Linked DNA regions of Homo sapiens: region 2 is linked to region 1. A link is a contact called in ENCODE Hi-C or POLR2A ChIA-PET data. All regions are on one chromosome and are shown on one strand. Each heading gives the region's core, a stretch centred on a gene start or an enhancer-like site at or near the end of the contact. The rest is flanking DNA. Distances are from core to core; before and after follow the strand shown. Region 1 has its middle 25 kb from the start of BMP2K-DT. Region 2 holds the start of COQ2 (coenzyme Q2, polyprenyltransferase).

The links. Hi-C counts contacts between places; a loop is a spot of excess contacts on that map. ChIA-PET counts read pairs that join two places held with the same protein, here RNA polymerase II (POLR2A). Pooled maps may share reads with other maps.
Region 2: a map of transverse colon shows a loop between it and region 1 (33-fold over the local background). The contact joins the promoter of COQ2 here to the enhancer-like site in region 1. A Hi-C loop is called at or near these places in 1 of 168 maps with a recorded cell type or tissue (transverse colon) and 2 of 50 pooled maps. POLR2A ChIA-PET finds 5 or more read pairs at or near these places in 1 of 52 experiments (B cell).

What each region holds. Positions count from the first base shown.
Region 1 is chr4:78,747,713-78,753,485 of GRCh38, reverse strand. No RefSeq gene overlaps it. Among named protein-coding and RNA genes, the nearest start is that of BMP2K-DT, 25 kb to the left of the region's middle. RefSeq lists enhancers at 2,866-2,915, 3,216-3,395. Within about 2 kb of position 3,370, at least 4 of the 41 ENCODE cell types and tissues checked have a DNase peak (open chromatin) inside an H3K27ac peak, as active enhancers do; they include B cell, where a contact is called at or near this core.
Region 2 is chr4:83,281,184-83,286,956 of GRCh38, reverse strand. COQ2 (coenzyme Q2, polyprenyltransferase) reads left to right here and starts at 2,159. Exons shown (of 7, transcript NM_001358921.2): 1 at 2,159-2,445. The coding sequence starts at 2,193. RefSeq lists enhancers at 2,027-2,321, 2,517-2,756 and a silencer at 2,127-2,456.

The DNA of each region.
Region 1 (5,773 bases), core at 2,121-4,620:
GAAAGTTACCTCTCTGTCCCTTCATCCATTTTTAAGAATCAGATTCAGTCTGATGATGTTTCTCATGCAAATCCAAGCCATGGTGGGAAACTCCTCAATGGGGCACATGAGCTTCCACTGCGATAGGTGGTTTCTTGGTCTACAGGGTAGATGAGGGGCTCTCAGAGGTTCCCACAGCCACCTCAATACCTGCCTTTCAGAAGCATTAGATGGGCTTCCTTAGCTCTTTGCTTTAGAGATATGAAAGTTACCATGGATTTCCTGAAGCTTATGGCTGAGACCACAGAATACCATTCTGTCTCTGTCTCCTCTCAACCCCCCAAAAGTAATTTGACTGTTCACCCATTGTCCTCGTAGTCAATAGTAGATGCCAATTCAGGGTACATAAGGACTTGGAAATGCTGAGCATATCCTTTAGTCTTTATTCTAATTCTCAAATATATGTTCCGAGTAAGCACAAGAGAGCTACCTGCCAAGGTTGTTGTGGCTGATGAGAACTTCCCATCTCCCTGAAGGAAGCATAATTCTGGAGTTAGTTGGGTTCCCTGGTGGCAAAACGACTCAGTAATAGAAAATGTTTCCAAATGTTGAGAGTTTGGAAAACTGCCAAATAAATGATACTAGTTCTTAAATCTCAGTCATTATATGTATTATGTCTAAATTAGCATATTTGGACATTTTCATTTTATACCTGTATTTAATGATGAATACATGTAGTCAAAGTGTAGCCTTGTAATAGATTTTTCTTGGTTAAGCATTTTCCCAGGTCTTCAAATGTTTATTTCTAGAACAAGAAAGAATGTATGTTGCCCATGTTATGATGAGCAATATAAAATTAGGCATTCATTTATTATTTCAGTAATTGACTTTTTGTTGAATGCTTCCTATGTGCATATCACTGAGTTGAAATTAATTCTATTTTAAGGGTTTTTCCTGTTTTACTGTTCTTCATTTGTCATGGATGACTGAAGTGGCTGAAGTTTGTCTCATGCAGTTACTTAGCTGGTCTGATCAGGCTACATTTTCCTTTGCTTTTTTCTTCTCTACATTACCAATAATGGCTGTGTTATGCCTTTTGCTTTATGTAAATATTTCTGAGTGCTTGTCATATGCAACAATATAGAATTTTAAGTCAGATGCTACTTGTAAGTTTTCTCATTTATTGAAAAGAAGGAGAATGAACTTTAAAACTTTTTTTGCTCTTAACACTTTCAGGATTTTATGATGTTAGTTTCTAAATGCCAAGTATAAGGGACAACATTTTTGCCAGCAAAGTTCTAGAAAGTGTTTGTTAAAATTAAGTAGGTGAAATTTATCTTCTGTACTTTGGTTTTTCTAACATTTCTCTTTCTGTTTTTAGTATTGATCTTTTCCTCAAAGGCCCCAGTGTCCTTGTCCCAAATGAAAGGAGTGAGTAAGGAGGACAAGTCACAGTTTTGCCACTTAATAGCTATATCAATTTGGATAAGTTATTTATCCTCTAGGCCTGAGATTCCTCATCTATAAAACAGGCATGATCACAAAAAATTCCTCACAGTTACTGTGAAGGTGTAATAGAATATTGAATGCATGTATATCCATTAATGATTAACAAAAAATTGCTAGCTTTTTATTTTGTCAAACACAGACTTTTAAAAAAATTCAACCTTCATCTACTATCATAATCATCTTATAACAGAAGTGACAAGATACCATCCAAAAAGAAGGACATTATCTCAGAATTTATAATTTTATAATTTTAAATGTATAGTTTTAATTAGAAATTTTACTACATTTTCCCTGTTGCTCCTATTTCACCAAAAATTAATGAATACCTTTGTCTAATCTGCAAGCCTGTGTTTGAAAACCACTGTTATGAGCTTTCCAGTTTTCTTTTTTTCTTCAAAATTTACCTATCATGGTCTCATTCCCTCAAAGCTCTGTCCTTTTCTAACATTACAGCTATAGTGTTAACCATCACTGTCTGTAGTGAATATTAATGGCTTAACGTATTCATCTTTTCAAGAACATGTTTATATTCTAATATGGGGGCTTTATCCAAATAAGTGATAGTAGTGGTGGAAATTTCAGACTAGTTGGCAAGTCTAGGGGAAAACAAATATGATGCAGGTACCCTTTTCAGCATCCTGAATGTCTACCTGCTTTATACATGTATATGGCTGACTCTGTACCCTACCTTTCTTAGCTTTAGGATATTAAGGCCTGTCATAGATAGGCTAGGACTTTGAATGGTTTCCTCAGCAGCACCTGTGAAATACACTTAGTGTTAGGTAACATTAAGTGAAATCAGGGTACAAAGGTTTTTTTGTTTCGTTTTGTTCTGTTTTTTGAGACGGAGTCTCGCTCTGTCACCAGGCTAGAGGGCAGTGGCCCAATCTCCGCTCACTGCAACCTCTGCCTCCCAGGTTCAAGCGATTCTCCTGCCTCAGCCTCCCCAGTAGCTGGGACTACAGGTACATGCCACCACACCCAGCTAATTTTTTTATTTTTAGTAGAGACGGGGTTTCACCATGTTGGTCAGGATGGTCTCTATCCCTTGACCTCAAGATCCGCCCGCCTCGGCCTCCCAAAGTACTGGGATTACAGGCATGAGCCACCGCACCTGGCCCCAAAGGTTTTCTTGCTTAAGTTTATGCCACTTCTCCTGATTAAAGCCTACAGTATCAAGTAAAGACACATCCCCTCCTCAGTAGATCTTTGACCTGTCGTGACTCTAATGGAAAAAGAACATATTTTTAAGTAGGTTTTTTCTAAGGATTAACACAAAAGAGGCACATTATGCCCCAAAGGCTGGCCTACAGATTGCTGGTCACCCTACATAGTAAACAATGGGCTGCTCTGGGGACAATGACAGCAGTACTGACACAACAAGACTGGACTCCATTTCAGATCTACCAAGGGTAGGTGGACAAGATATAAGGAAGATACAGGTCTGCAGTCAGAAGACCTTGATTCAAACCTGAAGTTAACAGTTATCAGCTGTGGAAAGTAGTCAAGGTCTCTAAACTTCAGTTTCCTGAAAATGGGGTTAAGAATAGTACAAATATCATAATTAGTACAAGGATTAAACAAGTTAACTCATGTGAAACGTTTTAGTACAGTACCTGCTCATGGTAAGCACTCAATATTAGCTTTGTTATTATTATGTGCACTGTGACAGGATGTGCCCACTTTGCTGGTAGCTTCATTAACCACTTATATTAAGTGTGTTTGCTGTTTTAGTCAGAACATACTCTGAAATCACAAAATATGCAAACTCAGATCTAGATCTGGGCAAATGTGAGGCATATCTTGGAGTTCCCCTTTTAGTAGGTTCCACAGAAATATCCCAGCCTTTACTAAACTTTATTTTACTTCCTCAAATTATCTCTCACTTCTCTTTTGGGGCAATGCCTGTCCTGTCTCATTACAATTGTCTCTAAGGGAAAACTTTGTTGTTGTTGGCTTGTTCTCTTGTGTTTTTTGTTTGGGATATCGTGATTGATAGTACATTCTTAACCATGAGCAAATATTATTGGGTTGCCTAGTGAATAAAACATCTCAATTCACATTGTTTCTAAAAGAAAGATGTTCAATGAGTTTGTCTTGAGGTTGTCAGATTTCATAATTATAGTCAACTTTCAATTATCCACATAAATAAAAAGGGCGTCAGTACAGATAACAGAAAATTACAGGCTCTGAAATTGTGGTTAGCTATCCAGCAGAGTTGAGCCCAGCTTCTATATATAACCAACAGCAATGCCAAGTGGGTTAAAGGAATTTAGTCCCTCTGTAATCTCCTTCAAACTCTATTCTTTGATATGGATACTTGACATTTTCTCAATCTTATGTAAAGTGCTAAGAAATTATAGCTTTAAGTCCTTTCTTCCAGTGAGATTGTGGCTCCTGCATTTCTATAAAATACAGTTCCAGAGTTGGCTCTGTCATAGGTCTGGGACTGTCTCAGGCAATGTGTCAACCACAAGGCCAAACCATGATGCATATGATTAATTTCCGATTCACAAAACCCAGAGACTGATACCTGTACATATGGCTTACTTCATCTCCCTAGAGCCAGCTTTAATACCTAAATAGGTGGTGGTGGTGGGGGAAGGGTGGTGAGTGGCAACCCCGAGGCAACCTATTTCAACAGTAGAGCACTAAGATTGAGATTGTTAGATGTGTATTTTCATATAGTTTCCTCTAGCTTTCACTACTGATTTGATCCCTTGGGGTCATATAGCGCAAATGTTTTCTTCTTTGAATATTTGGAAAAAGCCGTTATATTCTATCTGGACTTGCCACTGAGAACTATACGACTTTGGCTAAATTCCTTCATCCTTCTGATTTTTTTTTTTTTAATTCTAGAAAAGGAGGACATTTGACTAGGTGATCTATATTAGATTCTTTAATTTTAATACTATATTATATAATTCTATGAAAGATCTCTTTTGATGATAGTCATAAAAATGGTTTATTAATGATACACAATACAATGTACTTCCTATACATAATATCAGATTCAGTGCTCATAATATTACTATGGGGAAATTATTATTTTCAATTATGAGTGAGGAAACAAAAAGTCAAAGAGATTAAGTAAACCCTGTCCTGAGTTTCCGATTCTAGCCCTCTGCTCCAAGATAGGTTCTACCTCCATGTAATATTTTCTTGAGAAACTGATTTTAAAATCCCTGGAATTGGTTGCCCAAATGTAAGATGTGTTTAAAAACAAAACCAAGTTGATCTTCAATTCAGCAGGTAATACAGCACACCTGGTGGTCATTGCCACAAGATGATGAGAAGCCTCAGGGAAAACCAGGCCTAGACTCATCTGAGCAGTATAAAGGTTGCAAAGTTTATCAGAAATTGGCGCCTGTTTCATAAGCATGTGAGCCTCTCATCAGGACCTTAAATAAACTAAAGACATTATTGTACAAAGATAATCATTCCTCCAGCATTCAGTCACTAGGGCCTGCTGAATGCTAGGCATTGATTAATCACTCTTACCCACAATTTCTGATTTATTTCTCATAAAAATTCTGTGGGGTAATAGTTCGTGCATGTATTATCCTCATTTTATCTAAGATGATCTTGAGATTAATAGAATAACTTACCCAGGCAGTAAGTGGCAGATCAGGATTATAACCAAGTCCTTTGGGCTCCCAGTTCCAGACTCTTTCTATTCTGCCAGTATTTCCCAAAGTGTGTTTTAGTCTACACTCATCCCACAAAATGTCTTTCCAAAAATGATGCCACAGTCAACAATGTTTGATTCTGCACATTGTGGGGTCCCTTAGAGATTCATAGAGTTTAGCACATTCAAGATTCCCAGAAAATTTCAGAAAGGAAACATGTTTAACATTTTTCTTTCTAAATTTTTCTGAACTTATTTGCAAAGGCATCTTTTAATCCAATTAACACATATTTAATATTCTGAGGAATGGTATCCTGCAGAACTCTTTGAGAAATCCTGCATCATGCCAGGCTACATTAAAAAGAAATTTTTATAAGAAAGGATTGTCACCATAAACTGTTATTTTGCTTCATGTTAAAAAAATAATTTTCCCATGAGTTAACTAGTGTATCTCATGAGATCATAAGCCAGATGTTCATAGAATTCAACAGACTTCCTGGCCCTGACCTGAGAAAATAAAATGTTGCCATAGAATTACATACATGAGAATACCAGATGGGAATACGAAGAAAGTATATAAACAAGTATTATCCATTCTCACGATACTCAGCCTACATTCTAAAGAAGTTTGTATATGCATGGAAGTTACAATTTATC
Region 2 (5,773 bases), core at 910-3,409, 4.5 Mb before region 1:
GTACCCTAAAACTTAAAGTATAATAATAATAAAATTTTAAAAAAAAAGAAAGTCACTTCAAAAAAAACAAAAAACAAAATGAGGAATCGGAGCCTTACAGGCCCTTTTAGAGAAAGCCTAGTCCCTTCCTTTTCTGAAGAGTTTGCAGCAGTTAAATGGCTTTCCCAAGGGCATACTGTGCCTTGGCATTAGTCTAGAGGAGACTCCTGAAAGTTAGGGCTCTACTCTATGTGACTGTTCTCTTGTCCTACAAATTAGCAGAGTGACATGTGGGTACCCATCTCAGTTTCCTGTGCACTTTAATTGGACCAAATATCTTAGGATTGAATCACCTCTGGGCAGGGTCAGCATCATGGGTACATGTGCAGTCACCCAGGGCCTACGCTAAGAAGGACCTTGTACTTGGTTTAATGTCCTGCTGTTGCCATCTTGAAATTCTTAATATATTTTTTTAAACAAAGAGTTTGGACCTATATTGGAAAGTCATGGATGCAATACATGACTGATATTACACCCTTTTCAGGTTTGAGTCAGATCTAAATCATCTCCAATCTAACAACTAGGAGTGTTACTAAATTGCCTGCTGGCCTTTATTCTTTGCAGGCAGGAGAAAGGCTAGGTACCCCCTGCCTCATTGCACCAAAGTGGCCAGGCATCCAACTTGCTGTACTTGAGCCATGCAAGAAGTCACAGAATCATTGTACATGTTTTACAGAAAGGAGCCTAAAGACTAAGTCAACTTCCTAGAATATTAAAATCCAGATGAGTGACTTGCCTAGGGTTACTCAGTGAGAGGTTAAATGAGTTGATACATGTAAAGTGCCTGGCACACAGCGATATACAGAGTTGCTTATGAATAAGAGTACTGACCATCTGAGGCAGGAGGATCTCTTTAGCCCAGCTGTTCAAGACCAACCTGGGCAATATAGTGAGACCTCCTCTCTATGAAAAATTAAAAATTAGCCAGCCACGGTGGCTCGTGTCTGTGGTCCCAGATATTTAGAATGCTGAGATGGGAGGATCGATTGAGCCCAAGAGGTGGAGGCTGCAGTGAGCCATGATCCCTCCACTGGTCTCCAGCCTGGATGACAGAGCAAGACTCTGCTGACCAGACTTTTCAGCTTCAGGTTCTTAGCATCACACATGCTGGTTGTCTACTGATTACAAAAACTCCTTTGAAGGGCTGTCAAATTTAAAATTTTCACTTGTGTAATGAACATCCCTTAACCCTGAATGCGATTTTAATTTACAGTCTTGTATGTGGCCACTTGGTGCCCTTTTTTTTTTTTATGGCTAAACGTGTACGCAAATTCTTCTTTTGGATTCAGTAGGTTTTTCAAAGCTTTTTTTTTTTTTTCCTGGTACAACTGTTCCATATGAATAAACACTATCCTTTTCATTTTATGGAGAAAGCTGATAATAGGGTTAAATTATAGGGGGCCATTGTTTTGAACTAAGTTCCTGCACTAGGTCCCAACAGATCAGACTAAGAATCAAGAGTCACCCATGCTAAAGTTCCAAGTCACCAAACTAAAACTAAGTTGTATCTGACATTCTGAGAAGTCAGGAAAGAGAGACAACAGCCAATTTTCCAACCAGGCCATTTCAAAATGCAATCGTCATGACAATTAAGTTTCCTGTTTTAGTCCTTAACCTGGTGTAACCTAATGTTAACCAATCCGTTATTTCTCTGTTGTTGTTTCCCTGTCCCCGCCTCGCAATGAAAGTAATTTGAAGTGACCAATCCGCTTTTTGTTCTCTGCTTCTGCTTTCTTCAGCCCTTTTTCTGTCTATAAAGCCAACTTCCTCCGCTCGACTCTTTGGAACACTTATTCTATTTTACAGAATAAGGTGTTGCCCGATTCTATTTTTTGTTTGTTTCCTCAGAGACCCCGTTCTGAGTGTTGCCCGATAATGGAACCACAAAGTCAATCAAGATCGAGTTGTAAAAAATTACAACTAAATTTATTGTAATTTTTTTGCCTTTTGCCAATAGAAATCCCTTTTTCATTAAGTATTCCTCCCTAGAGTAAGCGACCACGATGACCCCAATTTCACAAGTAAGGATGAGGAAAGGTTCTGCCCACACCGCCGCCCAGCCTGGCAGACTAGGATTGCATCCTGCGGGTGCCACTGCGCATGCCTGCCGGGGAATGACGTCAATCCGAGCTCGTCCCGGCCTCACCAGCGCCATGCTGGGCTCGCGAGCCGCGGGGTTCGCGCGGGGCCTGCGGGCTGTGGCACTGGCGTGGCTGCCGGGCTGGCGGGGCCGCTCCTTCGCCCTGGCGCGTGCGGCAGGCGCGCCCCACGGTGGTGACTTGCAGCCCCCCGCCTGTCCCGAGCCGCGCGGGCGCCAGCTCAGTTTGTCCGCGGCGGCGGTGGTGGACTCTGCGCCCCGCCCCCTGCAGCCGTACTTGCGCCTCATGCGGTTGGACAAGCCCATTGGTGAGTGCGGGCGGGCGGGCAGCCCGGGAATTTGCAAGTAGCAGCCTCCGAGTCGGCTCCGCGGAGCTGTCCGCGGCGGCCGGCCGGGGCGTGATGGAAATGAGAACCTGAAAGCTTGGGCTTGGCTGCCGGGTGCCGTGCGCCCTGGGGCGAATCACCTCGGGACACTTTGAAATGAGAGCCTGAAAGCTTGAGCTTGGCTGCCGGCTGCCGTGCGCCCTGGGGCGAGTCACCTCAGGACACGCAGTCGGGACAGTCTCCTAAAGGACCCGCCAGTTTCACGTCTGTCTGCATCCTGAGCACCTGAAGCGGGCAAGATAATTCTCATTCCACAAACACTTGTTTAAATGGTGACTCAAGCGGAAGGTTCCGTTCTCGTGGCCCTCCTTCATTTATTAGAATGTTTGATCCTCCCCGCAATCTTGTAAGGCCCACAAAGACAATCCTTAAGACAGTTAAGACGCTGAGGAAACTAAGGCTCCTCGTCAGAGCCAGACCAGAAGAACTCTGTGTTTTGATGCTGAGTCGGAGCTCTTTTACCTGCATCACCCATAAGGCAAAGATTTAATTCATTTGAACGCAGCAGGGACAGCGCTTACGGACTGCCTGTCAGCTTACAATCGCCCCCGACAGAAAGATTTTCCTGACCTTCCTATCTTAATTAACACCTACCAACCTCACTTTCTATCGCTTTATCCGCAATTTTTCTTAATAGCACTCACCACTAACTAACCTTATGCGCTTGTTGATTGATTGGCTTCTCCAGTAGTGTTAAGTGAATTAATAAGTTCCTACTACGTTGTCCGGCCATAGAGATAGAAAAAGCTATGGAAACCCTTTGCTTTCAAGGAACTCTGGTCTAGTTGAAAAAGACTATTTGGTGAGCTAGGAAAATATGGATCAAATATGAGTGATACAAAAGCAAGTGCTACAGGAAAAAGAGAAATTACTGTGGATCCCTTGCTGGAAAGTTTCGAGAAGAAATTATACTCCAAAGGACAAGTTGATTTTGCAGAGGAGGGAAGAGATCTTAGTGCGGGAAGTACTTTTGCAAAGACCCAAGGGTGGAGTGTTAGAACACTAAGAATACGAGCCTGACCTGGAACACCAAGTGGGTGTGGAAAATGGGAAACGAGACTAGACAAGAACATATCTGAAGAAGCTGGATAGCGTGGAGGAAGAAGTGAAGGATGAACTCCAGCCAATCTAGATGATGACATTTGCCATTGCAGTGTATGGAGATGTAGTCAAAGGCCTAGGTACATTTACTCCACTTTTGCCCGTACAAGACCCGAATTAGGCCTTGCTTTTGGTATTCTAGATTTATGCACGACCTATTTGGGATTAGAGCACTAAGTTATAACAATCAGCTATCAAAGCATAAAAGCCTACTGAATGATAGGTACAGCCCTGCCATCATTGGGAAGCTGTGTATGACCCCCATGAGTTTTGGGGCCACATTCACGTTGAGAGGCATGCATTTCCAAGCCCAGTTCCAATCTGAAGCCTGGCTGTAATTCTGTTCTTGGAGTCTGTGGCATGGAGTGGCAGTGTAGCCTTATAGATGAACATCTGCCATTATTCCCATTTCCCCAGTTAAACCTCTGGCTTCTATCTTAGTGGCTGGACCTTCCGCCATGTAACAGAAGGCAACAAAGGGGTTATGAGCAAAACTTTGGAGCCAAACCTCTTGGATGTGAACCTCCACCCTGCTCATCTGAGGGACCTTGGATAAATTACTTCACCTCTCTGGGCATCCGTTTTTCATCTGTAAAATGAAGATACTATTAATGATAATATGGACGTTATGAGGTCACGAAAATTCATTAATATATGTTAAGTGCTTAGAACAGTGCCTGTCATAATATGTGCTGAAGAAATAGCCATTATTATCTTAGAAGTGGGGAATGGAGAAAATTGTACTTACAGATTGTGTATGTTTGGAAGATACCAGCCTGCATGGTTTGGTTCTAAATAAGGTGATCATTACAGGATTTTTCAGAAAACTAAATAGTACTATGTTAGAATTCGCTCAACAAATGTATTTTGAACCCCTACCATATGCCAGAAACAATAATTGACAGGAGTAGAATTCCAGGTTTGATAATTCTTTATTTAAATTCTTATTTTGTGGGATAATTATGTGTTCGTTGTTTTACTTTGTTGAAGTTATATCTTGTTACCTTCATTGATCAATAGTAGGTTTTCGTTGTTTTTGAGAAGGCAATACAGCTTCTTTCAAATGGGCTAAACTACCTTATTCCAGAAAGTGTCAGCAGGTGGCACTCTTTCCACCAAATTGGAAGTGTAATTTTTTGTTTTACCACGTTTATGGGTGATTATGTTGTCTTGAAGATCATCTGTTTTTGATCTGTCCATCACCCCTCAGAACTTGCTCATTTTATTTCATCTCCCATAGAGTTTTTCCCTTTTCTACAAAAACATTTCTTTTTGCAATCTACTTGTCTCTTGTCTTTGCTACCTCTGCGTCTTTCTTCACAGAAAAGTATGGGGAATGAAAGTGTCATATGGAAGACAAAAAAAAAAAAACATTGCTAGGAATCAGTAGGGACAAAAGAACAGGTGAAACTGAAGTGTATGGAGAGATTTAGGGAGTACAGAGTGACAGCATTGGACTTAGGACACAGACTGCAGCCAGACTGTCTGGGTTGGAATACCACCTTAGCCTTTTTTTACCTGTGTGGTCTTGGGCACAATTACTCCCTCTCTGCGTCAGTTTCTGTATTTGTAAAATGGTTGTAATAAAAATAGTGCCTATCGAATAGGCTTGTTGTGAGAGTCAAAAGTGTTCTGTGAAACCACCTGGTACAGTAAGTGCCATGTATCTGTTATTACGGTTGTCATAACATCATTAATATTGTCATCTCTTAACGACTCTGTGAGGTAGCTGTTCTCTTCCCTCATTTACAGATGAAACAAAGACTTAAGCCTTAAGATACTTTACTGTCTAGTGTCACTCAACTTACAAGTGGCAGACATAGAACTGAGAAGTCTTCTTACTTTCCCCTTCACTGTAGGAACCCTTGTCATCTGTAGGGGAGCTCTACAGATTCCTATCAGTAAGTGAATACGGTACTTTTAATACAGATTTTTGGCCAAGGAAGTTTTGTTCCTGACAGAAAACACTATAAGTGGTTACACGTCTTTCTGTCTAGAATTTTTTTCTTTTTAGTGGAACCTTCTGTTCTAATTGTACCAGGAAATAATAGCTGTGAAGTGGTATTCTCTCTTCTCTAGCCTAGGAGGATAGGATCAGCTACTCCTCTGTCCCTTGTGAACTATACTCATAGCTCCAGGGTAAAGAAAG